2 separate regions of the Mus musculus genome follow, and region 2 is linked to region 1. A link is a loop called in an ENCODE intact Hi-C map of the cell type or tissue named here. Cell type or tissue: left cerebral cortex. All regions are shown on one strand.

What was found. Hi-C counts contacts between places; a loop is a spot of excess contacts. Peaks named below come from ENCODE experiments on the same cell type or tissue, not always from the same donor. Only the 100,000 strongest peaks of a DNase experiment are listed, where the experiment ranks them.
Region 2: it touches region 1 in a loop (8-fold over the local background); 7 of 42 quality-filtered maps call a loop at or near these places.

The regions. Positions count from the first base shown.
Region 1 is chr11:81,610,389-81,618,388 of GRCm38, reverse strand. It overlaps a transcript of Asic2 not described here. Among named protein-coding and RNA genes, the nearest start is that of Gm11418, 27 kb to the right of the region's middle. In left cerebral cortex, CTCF peaks have their summits at 1,557 and 4,921 (motif pointing right); DNase peaks (open chromatin) are centred at 4,944, 5,755 and 5,982; H3K4me3 peaks cover 1,502 bases; H3K27ac peaks cover 400 bases.
Region 2 is chr11:80,692,869-80,700,868 of GRCm38, reverse strand. It overlaps Myo1d (myosin ID), which reads left to right. Exons shown (of 22, transcript NM_177390.3): 2 at 7,780-7,988. Among named protein-coding and RNA genes, the nearest start is that of Gm31042, 27 kb to the left of the region's middle. In left cerebral cortex, a CTCF peak has its summit at 4,347 (motif pointing left); a DNase peak (open chromatin) is centred at 4,330.

The sequences.
Region 1 (8,000 bases):
GTGGGTAAAGTACTTGCCTTTTAGCCATGAGGCTCTGAGTTCAATCCCCAAAACCCAAATTTAAAAGGCCAAGCTGGGGGACGTGGGGACGTGAAGGTATAGATGGCTCAGTGGTTAAGAACAACTGGCTGCTCTTCCAGAGGACCCAGGTTCAATTCCCAGTACATGGCCCTCACAACTAACTGTCTGTAACTCCAGCTTCAGGGGATTGGACACCCCCACACAGATACACGTGCAGACAAAACACCAATGAGCATTTTTCTAACACGTGAATTTGGAGGACTGAAGAGATGTCTCAGTGGTCAGCAGCACTGACAACTTTGGCAGAGAACCTGACTTCAATTCCCAGCCCCCACATAGAGACTCACTACTGTCTATAACTCTAGTCCCACGGGATCTGACACCCCTACACAGACACCGATGCAGGCAAAACACCAATGCTTATAAAACGAAAATAAATTATTTTTTTAAAAAGAAAACGGAGCATAGCGGCACATACTTGTGATCCCAGAACTAGGGAAGCCATGGCAGAGGGACCCCTAGATCTCACAGGTCAGCCAGTCTAGCCTACTCGGTGAGCTCCAGACTATGTCCCCACTCTCCCCAAAAGGTGTTTGTGACCTAAAGAATAACCCCGGGGGTCGTTCTCTGGCCTTACATACATGCATGTGTGTACACATGTAAGTACACCTAAGCACACATGTGCACCAGCACACATACAAACGTACATAACAGAATACACTCTCATAACTATGCATTTAAATGTTCATAAAGCAAAATTACACTTACAAGCATGTGTATAAATCACATATCTCTACCTTGCTTTATATGTAAAACCTTGTCTACATATAAATACAGGATATATATATCTCCACACATACATTTTACTTTATATTCTGGCTGTGTTTTGTTTTATATGAATGAATGTCAGAAAAACATCAAAGATGGCTGAACCAAGTCTTCACATGTTTTGGGCACTCCACTGGCACTTCAGTGATGTTCAACTAAGTTCTGAAAATCCAGCATATGCTACTTACAGGCATTCTATGCTCATTTCATAAATGTATTTTTCCTTCGCTTTCATACCGGCAAAATCACTAATTGTGTTGTAATAGAGTGAATATTTTGTATAATGTGTGTTTAGCTGAAAGTCGTGTCCAATTAGCCAGCTTTTCTTGAGCGATTACATTTTTAAAATTCACTCCAATTTGGACAAATGGCTCCGTAGAGACAGCTGGATTCGCGGCTGTCAATAGAAGTATAAAAGTCTCAGGTTCATAAAAGGACTGTAAGTTTTGCATAAACACTACAGCAATGCAACAGAGCTGTGTAAACTAATTATTTCTCAGAAAATATTAAATGTGTGGAATTCATTAAAAAAGAAAAACAAATTCTCAGACAAGCTTTTCAATAGCTCTTAAAGAAAGGCACATTCACATGCTGGCATTAAAAACTGTCATGCTTCATACACGTTACACTTACACATCTACACACACATATAAACACACACATAAAAGACCAGGAAAACTATTATTTGTTATTGCAATCTGACCTCCAACCTATAGGGGCAGTACTTCTTATGTGCGCACGAGAGGGCGGGGAGTGGGTTGAGTAGTACTCCTGGTGCTGAGTAGGAGTCAGAGGTCATCTGAGAGGTACAGGAGCTGAGCCTTGAAGGGCAGGACAGGTGTGCCAGAGGGACACAGAGGGTCCTTGTGGTGGGCAAGGCTGCTCCCCTGTGCCCCGGAGCAGATTGGGGAGGGGCCTGAACCATTTGTTTGGGAACACCTGTTTCAATATTGTTATGCAAATATGTGATGGTCAGCTCATTAGTCAGGGAGATCTGTTTTCCACACCCCCCACGTTCTGTCCCGCCCCCTCCCTGTCCGTCCGTCCCCCCAATCTCACCTAGCACAGTCATTTCAATTCACAGGTCTAAGCACACCCTCTCCCACTGAGGCCAGACAAGGCAGCCCAGCTAGGGGAAGGGGATCCAATGGCAGGAAACTGAGTCAGACACAGCCCAGACTCCAGTTGTTAGAGGACCCACATAGAGACCAAGCTGTACATCTGTTACTAATGGGTAGGGGTCCTAGACCCAGCCCAAACACAGAACCCAGAGTTTTAAAAGTCCAGTGCAGGAGAGAGGAGAGAGGAGAGAGGAGAGAGAGAGAGAGAGAGAGGGAGAGAGAGAGAGAGAGACAGAGAGAGAGAGAGAGAGACAGAGACAGACAGAGAGACAGAGAGAGACAGAGACAGAGAGAGACAGAGACAGAGAGACAGAGAGAGAGAGAGAGACAGAAAGACAGAGAGAGACAGAGAGACAGAGAGACAGAGAGACAGAGAGAGAGAGAGAGAGAGAGAGAGTGTTACCTGAACTCAGGAGACACAGAAATGGATGTATTTCTGAAATTCTCCAAACAGCTAAGCTTGGCCTACTTAGAAAGTTTCAAGTCAGTAAGGGGGCAAGGGAGTGGTTGTGGCTTCAAAAAGGAGATATTGAGTTCAGGTGTGTGACACAGATCCATCCCGGGACCATGTGCCTGGGGACATTTTCCTAGGTTGCTAATTCTAAAGGTGTGAGCGTGGCCACTTGGTAGTTATAAAGGACATGGCTGAGCTGCTCTTACAGTCTGAGTACTGGATACTCTCATCACGTGTAGGTCTGGTGTTTGCATAGATCCACAGCTGCCCTGAACCAGGGGAGAGCCAGGTTGGCACCAAATAGGTCAGCAATGGCCAAGCAAAGAACTCTGGAGAGTCACCGGTGGCCCTGACACCTCATCCTATCACTCCACTGGAAGGTTGCAGTCTGGAGGAATTGTGAACAAACCTGCCATTATTGCGACCGTTGTACTTACAGACATACATTTTCAGTGCAGTCAGCAGTGTTGATGGTTTGAGGCCTGTTTGAATTTTTAACATTTTGATAGGATAGAGATGGCTATTTGCCAAGTTCATGCCCCAGACCCCTGCAATCAAGTAACAGATTGTAGGAAACCGAGGTCTCGCAAGGTTTGAAGTCCTGGATGTTTAGCTCTATTTGGCCAGGTGGGCATGCTTGAGAGAGAGAGATGGTTGTTTGGGGCAATAAGAGTTTGTCTGGCTGAATATGAAGTTGTTTAACTGTCTTCTGTGTGGCTGAGCCCTCTTACAGTTCCATTGGCAGTGAGCATGATCCTGGTTCTTCTGGAACTAGATACTGTCTGTTCGGGATGTGGGTATCTTGGTAGGTACATGGCAGCATAATGTTCTAACCTGCAGCTCTTTTGTGTGTGTGATAGGGATATCTTGTCATTTCCTTACTTGTGTCTGTACAGTTCCAGGACACAGACATTACTCAGTGATGGGAAAGGAGGCTCCATTGTGTGGCACAGTATCCAGGAGCCTTCTAGGTGTGCATTATCAACATTTAGCCTTTTTCCAACTGGATCATTCACCGGACACTATTTAAGAGTTCTTTGTAAATTGCTGGGTTCAGGACCTGTTATAAAAAGATGTCCCTCTGGTGTGTGGCTTGGGTTTTCATTCTTTTAACTGCCCCCATGCCACCACCCCCACTTCTTATTTTGTTAGTTAAGATAAGTTTGGAGAGTGCAAAGTAAAAGAGGAGGAGGAGGAGGGGGAAGGGGAGGGGGAGGAGGGGGAGGAGGAGGAAGATAAAGAAGGGGGCTGGAGAGATGCCTCAGCAGTTAAGAGCACTGCTCTTCCAGAGGTCTTGAGTTCAATTCCCGGCAACCACATGGTGGCTCACAACCATCTGTAATAGGATCCAGTGCCCTCTTCTGGTGTGTGTCTGAAGACAGCTATAGTGTACGTCTATACATAAAATAAATAAATCTAAAAGGAGGAGGGAGAGGAGGAGGAGTAAAAGTCCTAAGAACCAGGGCAGCTTATAAACTGGATTCACTTTCAATTCCTGAAAGATCGGAATGTGAGGGAAATGAAACTGTCAGACAATCTTAATCAAGGTTCTATTAAAAGGGCCACCTCTCAGGGAGGCTCCAACTGGGTCTGCAGCCTCTATGGGACTGCACATCTACCTTGATCCTCATGGTGACCTCCCAGATGGAGGTTGTTCCTCTCTCCCCTCCTCCTACCTCCATCCACTCTGCTGTCTTGGGGTTTAATGGGCCGGTGTGGAGGGTTGAAAGGACAGTGTTAACAAGAGTCAAATCAAAAGGATATTCACCTAACTGTGTGTCTGCCTCTCTTCCTGGTTCCCCATTCTATTATTCCCATGCTGTGTGGGGGCCCAGCATTCGCTGAACATCTGGCCTCCCCCTCAGGAGGCTCAGGGTGTCCTTTTCCTCGCTGCAGTCAGTTCATGCTGGGCGTGCCCCACCCTCGGCAGGTGTAAGGTTTCTACTGGGTAGATCAAGCCAGCCTTGAACCCCAGCTCTTCCTGCATGAACTTCCTAAGTGCTGGGAATGCAGGGACATGCCAACCTTGCTCGACTGAGTGTGGTTGTTTCTGATTTATACCCCCTGCCCCAAGTCATTCGACTCAGGGAAAAACGCAAAACAAAAGCAAGATTTTAATCCAAGAGACAAGAGAAAAATGAAACTAAAACATGATACAAAGCTGAAGAACGGGAAAGATGGAAGAGAAAAGAATGGAAAAGCACAGTGTGTTTATGTATATAGTTCATGAACTCTTTAGAAGACTCAGGTTCCCCGGGGTCGGGGCGGGGGACGGAGGGGGGGGGGCAGAATCCAATCAAAAATATGTTACTTTCTCCGACTTCAAGCTCAGAATCACTAAAAAGTGGCAAACTGGTGATGTGATTCCAAACCTTTCCCTATCTTATCTTTTCAGAAGCTGCAGCAATTGCCTTTTCTTCTAGAATGTCGTCCCATTGTTTAAAAAGGAACTTCAAATTAGAATGATCTTCCCTGGGCAATTCCTGAAACAGCCACTAGATGGCAGAATGAGACCACAAAGATGCTGTGTCAGATTGGCTGCTGATCTGCATGCAGCCCGGGGAGCCGCGAGCTAGCAAGCCATCTCCTGCAGGCATCTGATTAATAATGGGGCTGTAATTATCTTTACACAATCCCGATTGCAGCTCCCGTTGTAGCCTAGCTGTTAAATTAAACTGCACAAATAAATATGCCTTGCGACTCAGCCTCCCCAGCACTGCCCACCCTGGGTGGCTTCCAGGCATATTAACATATCAAAACACAAACAGAACCCCTCCCCACTCCCTTCATTTTCATAACAAAAGGGGCCCCCTTTCATCTCCCCAGCAACCGGGTCTGTATTTAAATAGCTCTGTGAAGGCCGATAACGTTATTACTTTATTTCCCTAGTCTAGCCCTGGGATATCTGCTTCTTCGGGAAGATGGATGGATGGATTTTATTAGGAAGATGAAACACCCACGGACCCAAGCGGCCTGAAGCTTGGTGCAGAAGAGAGCCTGTAAAAGCCTCACCTAAAGGAATACTCAGAAATAACTAGGGATCCTAATTGGTCTGAGGCAGCGCTTTCCGGCTTAGTGGTCTAGGGTCAAAGGAATGAAAATGCAAACGAAATTGGGTTAGGGCCATAGGTTCCGGATGGTGGCATTATAAACTGTAGAGCCCTGGGCATGAAGACACATAGGGGTTAGAACTTCCTAGAAAGCACTTCACCCCAGCTGCAGGGCTGCTGACTTCCCCCCAAGTAACGGGAGATGTCTAGAGATCCTGCCTCCAGCCAGGGACAACTCAGGCGTGGGAGGGAGCTACACAGATGATGCAGATCCTGATTTGACTCCCAGTGTTAGAGAAGCTTGTACAATCCAAGGACTTGGCAGTACAAAGGCCTGTTTGGGGCGGCGGAAGCTAAGTCCTGAGGTTAACTCCTGCAGCAGGCACTCCTGTTAGGCCCCCAGTAGGTAGAGGAGAAGGGAGGCTTTACTCCCGAAGAGACTCCCTTCCATCATCCTAGGAGCTCCTCCTCTGCTCCCGACTACACATCGTTTGTGCTCCGTGGAATGAATGGGTGTCTGTTTCCGCACTCAGTGGAGGGGTGGGACTAAGCAAAGATGGAGAGGCTGAGGGAGGCGGGGCCGGGAGATCTGATAGTACATCTTAAGAAAGGAGAGAGGGATCAGCTAGCTTATCAACAGTCTGGTTCCCCAGGGTGAAGACAGGTAGATAGACTCGGGATAAACAGCATGGCTCTTCTGCGATGTGGTATCCTTGAACGCACGGGTTGATGAAAGCGAAAATGAATGAGTAAACATTCCAAGAAGCAGGGGCAAACTCCAGCCAGCACAGGGCTCTAGATCCCAAGAGCTTTCAGGAGGCGGTCTCCGAAAGGGCGGGGCTTTCTTTGACTGACATAGGTGATAGACATCTCATGAGTTGTGCCATCTCAGAATTGCCTATGTAACAATCATATGCATGAGGTAGTCTGCATGCATCAGCCTTACGGGATTTGTGATGTCCCAAAGGCCAAAGACCATCCTTTCCTTAGTGGCTTTGCACTGGAGAAATCTCTAGAGAACTGAATCCTCTGTTGGGCTTTGGTTTCTAACTGTGGTCGGAATTTTTGTTTGCTTGTTGGGAAGGGTTTTTCACAGTCCAAGGGACTATCTGGAGCAGTGAGGAAATGGTCTTCTTTGTTGACATTAGACCCTGGAGTGATTTTCCTATGACTTACACGGCCGTACCTCACTTGAAGAGGGCGCAGTAAGACAGAGCCATGATCATGAGAAGACCCCAGGAGAAAGGATAACCCCCTCCTCATATAGCTATAGATTTCCAGAGGAAATCCCAAAATCTCTCTCTGTCAGATCACAGTCATGAAAGGCTGCTTCGATGTATGCTCACCTGCCCAGGAGGCAGAGGAAGGACAGCCCATCCCCAGATACACTCCTCCTTAGCTGCTATAAGCCTCCTCCCTGAGTATCGCCCGCTACCTGGCGGGCTTCCCTTACAAGATAGAGTGGAGATGGGCTCAGGGGATTGTTGTCACAAGGGACTTCAGTTCCTTCCCTTGGTGGTTCATGCATTTATGCATTCCACAAAAATTAATTAAAAGTCTATTGTGTACAGACTATTACACTAATCACTTAAGAAGCCCGCAAAAGAAGACAGGGGCATAATGAAGCCTGTGTTTATCATCTTGAGTCCTGGAGTTGAACGTCAGCTCAGAAAGCAGGAGGCGCTTCCACTTCCCATTTGGCCCTAATGGGAGGGGAAGAGCGCACCACCGGCCTTGCCCAGTGTCTCAGCTCCTGGATGGGGAAGGGCTGTTTCGTGATTTGGCGTCCATGTTTCCAGTTTCATTTCATTGTCAAGAAGCCTTGCACCAAACTGCTCCCGGCTCCCACAGGCTCATGCTCCCTACAGTCCTGAGAGCATCAGCTACAGCATCTGCTCTTACACAGGCTCAACCCAAGCCAAGGATTGCCAGGAACTAGCCAGGAATTCAGGAGCAGGAGAGGGAGAGAATCCCAGCCAGATAGGGCCAGCTCTTCTGAGCTCTGCTCCAGGAGGTGGCTGTGTTAATGGGAGGAGCCCAGAGTGAACTTGAGGGAAGCTTCAGGAAAGATGCTTGGAGACCATGGGAACCCAAAATAGAGAACACTAGCAGGGCAGGGCACCGAAGGAACTACCCAAGGAGCCTGGCTGTCGGAAGAGCAGCCTCTGCCGTTAGGCTGAGCCTGATTTGTTTGCCGTCCAGGTGTTGGGGCTCAGAGGGTCACTTAGCCTTCCCGCACCTCCCCTCTCTGACCTCTAGAATGGGGGTAACAGCAGTTCCTCCTGCTTGAGACCACTCATGTCCTAAACTCATAAAGCCTCCTTGCAGAGGGCACTCAGTGACCACTGGCTGGTCTCTCTGATTTAAAGCAAAGTGGCTTGAAGATATGAGAAAGGTGTCTGAGGACTAGGTTGAGGCTGGGCATACACAACAGAGGCAAGCTGGCACTGGGGACCACAGAACAGTGTCCTGAGGACTCTGCAGCCAGGGGATTGGGCTGTCTCTAACTACAGTCTGGGCTGAGAA
Region 2 (8,000 bases), 920 kb after region 1:
ACACTCAGTGGGTGTGGCTTCTCACTGAAATGATTGAAGACTAGACACTTGTAGCCACTGTATATTTTCAGGTCACGCTTGGTGGAATGTGGAGAGTAGATGAGGAGTGAGAGTAGTCACAAGCGTGCCTGTGGGAGGGATCGGCCACGCCCAGGACTTCAAGGTCTTGTAACACCATTTGCTGCCAAGTCACTTGATGATAGGAGAAGTATATCTTACTGACATGATTGAATTTTTTCTAAGAAAGCTTAAAGATACATCTTCATGGAATTCATTTTGATAAAACCGTAATTCTCGGGTTGCTATGGATTTTATTGTTCACGGTCCCAAGACAAGAAGTTCAAAAAATCAAGGTTTGAGCAGAACCAAGCTCTCTCTAACATAGCAGCCTCTTAGGGGCTCGTCTAGCTTCTTGAGGGGGTAGATGGAATTCGTTTCCTTGACCTGTGCTGCCTCACATGGCTGTATGTGTCCACATGTGACATTTCCCCTTCTTTAAGGTTTTGTGTTAGAGTGCATCCTAATGAGCTCATCTTGATTACATCTGCAGAAGCCCTGTTTCCCAATAAGGCTGCATCACAAGAAGGTTAGGACTTCCTACTATGCTGTTTGGGGAACACAGTTCAAGCAGTTCAATTCCCCACACTGATGCCTTGTGCTTTTTGGTTTTCCCAAGCTGCTATCTATTTTTCTACCAGGTATTGCCCTTTTTTTTTTCCATTTTCAAATGCACAGTTTATTGTTCACATATGAAAATGCGGGAGAGAACTCACAGAAAATGAATCTAATAACTAAACGGTCCAGCTCTAAGTGATGCCACCAATGTCCAGAGGCGGGAATTCACTCACAGACAGTGGGTAGGAGGGTCTTGAGCCACTGCATCCACATCCTGGTGGGGGAAAGACAGCGAGTGAGTGTCAGCTCTGTAGCAGATGCCCGGAGACGGACAGAGGCTAACAGGTCACACCACAATCATACTTAGCCAGCTTAACCAAGGTTCTGGTCATTGAGCAGTCACCAGAGTCAGAGCCAGCCAGAGGCATTCTGGTGGGAGATGTGGTCACTGGAAGGGTCCCTTGTTACTAGAGTTCATAATTCATGCATTTTGTGTGCAGTAGACACCAGCGTCTGCAGTTACTGATTTTTGTTGCTGTTGCGTATTCATTGTTTTCAAGCATTACCATTACCAGGTGGTTAAGCTGTCTGGGGCACCAACAAGTGATCGATTGGCAGTTCTTATTCCAGTTCTGAGTTTTCTTTATCATACTTTAATTCTATCTTTTTCCATCTCACTCTATCTAAAACATTTTCCCCCCTATCCTTGTCTATTTGCCTGGTATTCATTCTCCCTTTTATTTATTTTTATAAAGACGTTTTCCTTGATTTGGTAATTTCATATATGTATATAATGAATTCCAGCCATTTCATCTCCCATTACCTGTTCTCATTCCTTTTGTCTTTAAAAAAGCTACATATCTACTTTATTTCTATAGAAAAATATCTGTACAAAATTTTTGCCCATTTTATTCTCCTTTGCTTATACCATTCAAATAAAAACATTTTTATTCTTATACTCATTTATTTCCTCCTTTTAGAAGTATGTAATTAATTAATGGGACTAATTTTGTTCTGAAGCCACCTGCATACTGTGACCCTGCCATTCTTAGTAAGAGATTGTTTTGTTTAGCTGTTTAGGAACTATTGCCTACTTTTGGAGCACGTTCTCCCAGGGCTGAGACAGCAGGGGAAGGCACCAGTCTCTATCAGCATCCTCTTAGGCTAGGTCTGTTCTCAGAACATTCGATTTTCTTTTTTCCTTTTTCTTTTTTTCCTTTTTTTTTTTTTTTAAAGAAGGGAACACAGTCTATCTACCCCTGGCTGGTCTGAAACTCATTATATAGATAAGACTGGCAATCATCCTGCCTCGCCACCCCCCCCTCCCCCCCCAGTTCTAGAATTACAGGGCTATGTCACCATTTCTGGCACCCACAGCCTTTCTATGCAGTGGCTCAGAGTCATGGCTTTATTTCATGGTTGATAATACTTTCTCTTGTGGTTTTGTCTGTTCTTATTGATGATTTCAGAGAGCCAAGGTATTCTTCTATTGTCATCCTTAGATAGGCGTTCCTTGGTTGGTGTTTGAGGTTGGTCCTAAACTCAAACCCAGAGAACTTGAATGTCTCGAGATAAATAGAAAAAGAAAAGGCAGCAAAGGAAACTGAAAAAGAAAACCAGAAAAATAGGAAGAAACCCCAGCAAATGTGAGCTCACAGAAGCCAAGAAAAGATAGTGTTAAGGCAGTAGTAGGACACCGTGGCAAATGCTGCCGAGAGAGAAACTGTGATGTCAGAGCCCTAACAGTAAGTTGAGTTCATGAGGAATCACTGCAGGAAGTTGGACGTGCACCGATGTCCCAGAGTGGACCCAGACTGGAGCTGGCAGAGGGGACAGGGATGAAGAAAAGAGGCATGCCTGGTCATAGATAGATGGGGCACTCCCCTGAGAACATTTGCATTGGAAAGGGAAGAAGACAGGCCAAGTCAGTTATGATTAGGCACCATTATTCCAGAATGCCTTTATTCCTCATAAAACAAATGAAAAGTGCCCATGAATAAAGATTTTTATTAAATACACACAGAGAATTTTCCTTCTGATTATAGATGATTCCAAGATTATAGATGATTCACCGGTGAATTGTTAGTGAGTGAATCTGACTTAGAAGCCACAGGAGTACCTGTGAAATACAATCCAAAGCCAGTTGTGGTGGCTCCGTTTGTAAAGCCAGCCCTCAGGAAACTATGGCAGAAGATTGAGCCTTCCTGGGTTACGAGTGCGTTCTAGGCTGGCTTGGGCTGTAGAGTAAGTCTGTGAAAAGTCAAGAAAGCAGCAAGGGAGTCAGGGAGGATCTGATCAGAAATAACTCCAGTTTTGTCTTATACTCAACTTAAAATTAAATAAAATTTCATCTCTAATATTTGGTAAGTTTTCATATTCTATTCTGTTTCCCCTTAAAGTATTTAAGATGTTTCCATCCTTAATTTCTATTGCCCACCCTTCATTAGGATCTTATTGCTCTCTTTAACTACAACCTACTGTGTGTCCAGACACATCCAGTTTACGCTTACTCCACCAGGCTTGCAGAGACTATCATGCAGCCGCGTCTACTCCGTGAACACAGGGCATGGCTTCCTGCTCTGCTCAGCTCAGCCACCTTCCTCCTCTGCACACACTCACACTCCTGTGCACACGCCTTGTCTGTAGGCTGTGTACGTGGTCTGCTGAGACTGGTCTGAAGGAGCTGTTGCATCTTGACTGACTGCTACCGATGGTCCTAGATACAAGTGATGTGATGAGTTGGACTAGAATACTTTTAACCACGTGTCTCAGAGCCCATGGGTATTGTACATTTGTCTTCCAACAGCATTGTCTTTAATATCTTCTCCATTGCTACATGTTAATTTAAAATGTTTTAGAACTTTTGTTTCATTTAGAAGCCAATGAAAATATCTAGTTATTTCAATAAATATTTTCTGAAGTTCTAGAGACTATGACAGTTAAGCTATCTTTGGTTGATTGCTTTTGGCTTTTGAGTTACAGTTTCATGTAACCCAGGCTGTCCTCAAACTCACTATGACCCGGAACTCCTGATCCTCCTGTCTCCAATTCCCAAGACCTAGGATTGCAAGAGGGTGCCATGTCTAGCTAATTTTAATTTAATTTAAAGGTACACACATATATAAATATGTATTTGAAAAACTGGTTCTTAGACTTTGGAAGAACAAGGGGGAATCTCCCCAGTGTAGGGTGAGAAGGCAACCAGAGTGAAGGGAAACAGTGACAAGACCATGGAGACAAAGGCCGAGAGAGGTGAGGGGACAGAGAGGTGCTCATGCCCGGAGGTGGCATTGCTTGTTAGGAGTCAAGTAAAGGGGCAGGACCTTGTGTGGCTGAAACAGTTTGTCCATGATTTTAGGATTCCTCACTTGAAGGAGTTTTTGCAGCAATATTTGCTACTGTAACACATGGTTTTATGGCCTTTCCCCTTATTCTCTGTTGTTAACAATTTATCTTCAGTATTATCTTATTCTTTTCCCATTTTGATATCTAGGGTTACACCCTTTCTAGTACACATAGACAGTTTATTATAACAGGTTTGCACACATAGATCATAGAAAATGCTTTCATTGTTCCTTTGGAACAGGGTGTCTCTTATTCACTTTCTCGTGTAATTACTGCAGATCCTCCCCAAAGGAAGCCCTGAAAGGACCGACTGCATTACTTTTCTGTTCCCCTGTACCTCTGAAATTGCACATGATATTACAGTGGATAGTGGCACCATCTAGTGGTAGTTTTGAGACCTAACCAAGTTCAAAGTCATTTGATAACCAGTTTAGAATTTCAAACATAACTTTCTATCCGTTTTGCAAATTGCTGAAGCATTTATTTAATGTCATATCTTGTTGAGCCCTGAAATGCCTTCAAGTCAACAGATAACACCGCTATTATGATTCATAAATAACGTGGTTTCTAAACAAATGGCTTATACATTGTATACCTTCTTGAAACAAGGTCTCACCATGTAGTCTAGGCTGCTCTTGATCTCCTGCCTCTGCCTCCCAAGAGCAAAGATTGTTGACATAAGCTACCACACCGTGATCACCCTGCTATTGTGCGTGTGTTTTGATTATATTTTGAAAAAAAATGATGCTTAGGAATGTAGTTAAACAAAATATTTACTTGAACTAATACCAGAATTTCAGAAATGATCCCATTCGTGGCTGTAAGAACTATCCAGCAAGAGAGTGCCTTATGATGCTTCTACGTCAGAGTAAGGAGCTCATGAGATGACTTTCCCACTAAGACCCTGGTGCTTGTTTTTCTTTTTCCTTTTTCCTACTTGGGGTGTTTTGACAACCCCTGCCCTTGCTTGGTCCGTTGATGATAGCTGCTGAGCCTGTGTTTGCAGATCCAATCAGAGAGACTGGAGTAGTCAATCTTACTTCTTATTTCTTTGTGGATTTTAAAAAATATGTATGTTCTTGAGGGGAGAGTTTGCGCAGCTGGGGAGCTAAAGGAGGGTATTGGAGCCCATGAACTGAGAATTATAGTCACTTGTGAGTCACGTGGCATGGGTGCTGAAAACTGAACTCTGGTCCTTTGTAGGAGCTGTACACAATCCTAACCACTGAGCCATCTCTCCAGCTTCACAGTTATGGGTCCCTAAATGTAAGCTGTATAGATAGAGATCTTGTTGGTAACTTGCAGTTGATTGATAGCTGTGACAACGAATGACATATTGACGTTTAGTCCATTCTTGTGGCTATCGGGGCTATTGGGGAGGGGTAGTGTTAATAAAAAATAAAAACATTTGGTAAAGAATCAACATCTTCCTGCAATCCCAGAACTCTTCAGATAGAGGCAGGAATATCACAGATTGAAGACCAACCTTGGCTTCATACTTCAAGGCCAACCTGGGCTGCCAGAAACCCTGTCTCAAAACAAGCAAATAACCATCGCTTTCATGGATAACATAATAGAGCAATAAAATTAATTGCCATTTTTGAAAAGGGGGAAAACCATTTATTCAGTGCCAGAGGAACCGAGGGATATAATTATTACCATTGTACAGCTGGAGAGGCTGAAACACAAGGAGGTCAAGTCACTTTTACAAGGTCTCGCTGCTGTTAGTAATGTGAGCACTCAGGCCCAGAGAAGGACCCCAAAGCAAGTGTTTTGACTGTCAGTGGGAAAACCACAATAAAAAAAGCAGACAGGAAACCTCACTGGTTGATAACTCTTATTTAAATACATGCTAACTTCTTGATAAAAATCTTTGTTCTAATTTATTGTTCACAATGACTATATTTGTTTGTTTCCTGTCTTAATTATAGCTGACAACTTTCCATCTTAAGAGAAGTTTAAAATTTTTGCCTATCAGTCCCAAATGCTTAATTATTTCTCCTTGCCCATTGGTTATAAATAGACAGACTACCCGAGGACCAGCATTTTGCCTGTGTGAGCACTCTTCACTCAGCTCCTGGAAGTGAGATGCAATCTTCCCTCCATTCCCACAGATGTTGTATCCTCACATCCATGCAACTGCAGATTAAAAATCTAACAGCTATTTAGATAGCACATAAATTACATGAAGAATTGTTATAGCCTACAGATTATATGAAATATGGAGAAGTATGTACAAAAGTGTTTCTCAGATCTAGGACATTTTATGTAAGGTACTTAAACATCCAAGGATTTTGTTATTTGTGAGGGCTTATAGACCCAGGCTTCAATGGATGCTGAAAACTGACTGTATTTGCCGGTGCCTCTCGGCAGGCATTGGTAACAATCACTTGAGAGAAACAGTTAAGCTCTGGTTTGTACATGCTTATAGGTGTGGGTTACTGTGTAAATAGTTTGTGTGCTGTTTTTACTTTGTTCCTATGGCATCTTCTCACCAGACTCCTCATTCCCCATTCATACTACCCCACTGTATTATAGAAGGATAAATACATCATGTTTTCTATGGTATCTTGCCATGTGTACACCTACTCTTATCAAATGTATACAGATATAGACACACATGTAAATATGATCCCATACAAAAATGGGATCATATTATATACCTTAAAAATATAGACACTTTCAATCAGTTGTCCCATTCCTGTGAGTCCTTCCCGCTGGTTTGTAAGCTACGTGTCCAGGGTGTTTTCTGCAGTGTTGCTCTAGTCCAAGGAGGGAAGGAAGATCACTGAAAAAAATCATGCTGTATCTACACCATGGGATTCTAAGCAGTCACTACAAAAACCAGTGTGATTTATACCAGAAGTGTCTCCTGTGTAGTCCTCTGCTGTGGAGTGTACTCTGACTATTTCCTTGCTGACAATTTGGTCAGGCTTCTAGAGGGAGAAGAAATAAATGTGAACAGGCCTTGTTTAATTGAAAATCCAGTAGAGTAAATTTCAATACCTGATTTAACTTCCATTTCTTTTCCTCCTAGAACTGTGAGTGTTTCTCTCTTAATTCACCTTCTGTATTTGGGAAGGGAAAACTCACAGCCTTCAAAATGTTAAGTTCCTTCTTTTGCCTGGCTTTTCAGCCCTACTGGACCTTTTTCATTAGTGGCATCTGAAGGGCATCGGAGAAGGTCTCTGCTGTTAGTTGTTTTTTATGAGCTGCATTATGTACCCCAGGCTGGCCTCCAACTCACAGTAATCCTCCTGCCTCATCCTTACAAGAGTTGAATATAAACATAAGCTACTATGACTGACCCAAACATAGTCTGCGTTTTTGTTTGTGTTGTGTTTGTGTTTATGTTTAAGAGTCTCACTCTGTATGTAGTTCAAGCTGACCTGGAACTCATTGGCTTTGACTCGAAGCAGTCCTCCTGTCTCATCCTCTTAAGGGATGGGATTATAGCCAGGTGTGGTGGCGCATGCCTTTAATCCCAGCACTTGGGAGGCAGAGGCAGGTGGATTTCTGAGTTCGAGGCCAGCCTGGTCTACAGAGTGAGTTCCAGGACAGCCAGGGCTACACAGAGAAACCCTGTCTCGAAAACCCAAAGGGGAGGGGGAGGGAGGGAAGGAGGGAGAGAGATGGGATTATAGATACAAGTCACCATCCTAAACTGTAACATGGTCTTTAAAAGTAAATTGAGGGCTGATAAATTGTCAGTTCAGAAACAGTTACTAGGACATTTGGGCACATTTGGTAATAAACTAAGAGGAAATAATCCACACATCTGTGTAACCACAGCAACCTTTTGTTCTTGCTTCTGTGCAGATTTGAGAAAGGACGCATCTACACATTCATCGGAGAAGTGGTTGTTTCTGTGAATCCATACAAGGTGCTGAACATCTATGGGAGGGACACTGTCGAGCAGTATAAAGGTCGTGAGCTTTATGAGAGACCTCCTCATCTCTTTGCTATTGCTGACGCTGCTTACAAGGCCATGAAGAGGCGATCAAAAGACACCTGTATTATGATATCAGGTATATGGAGGG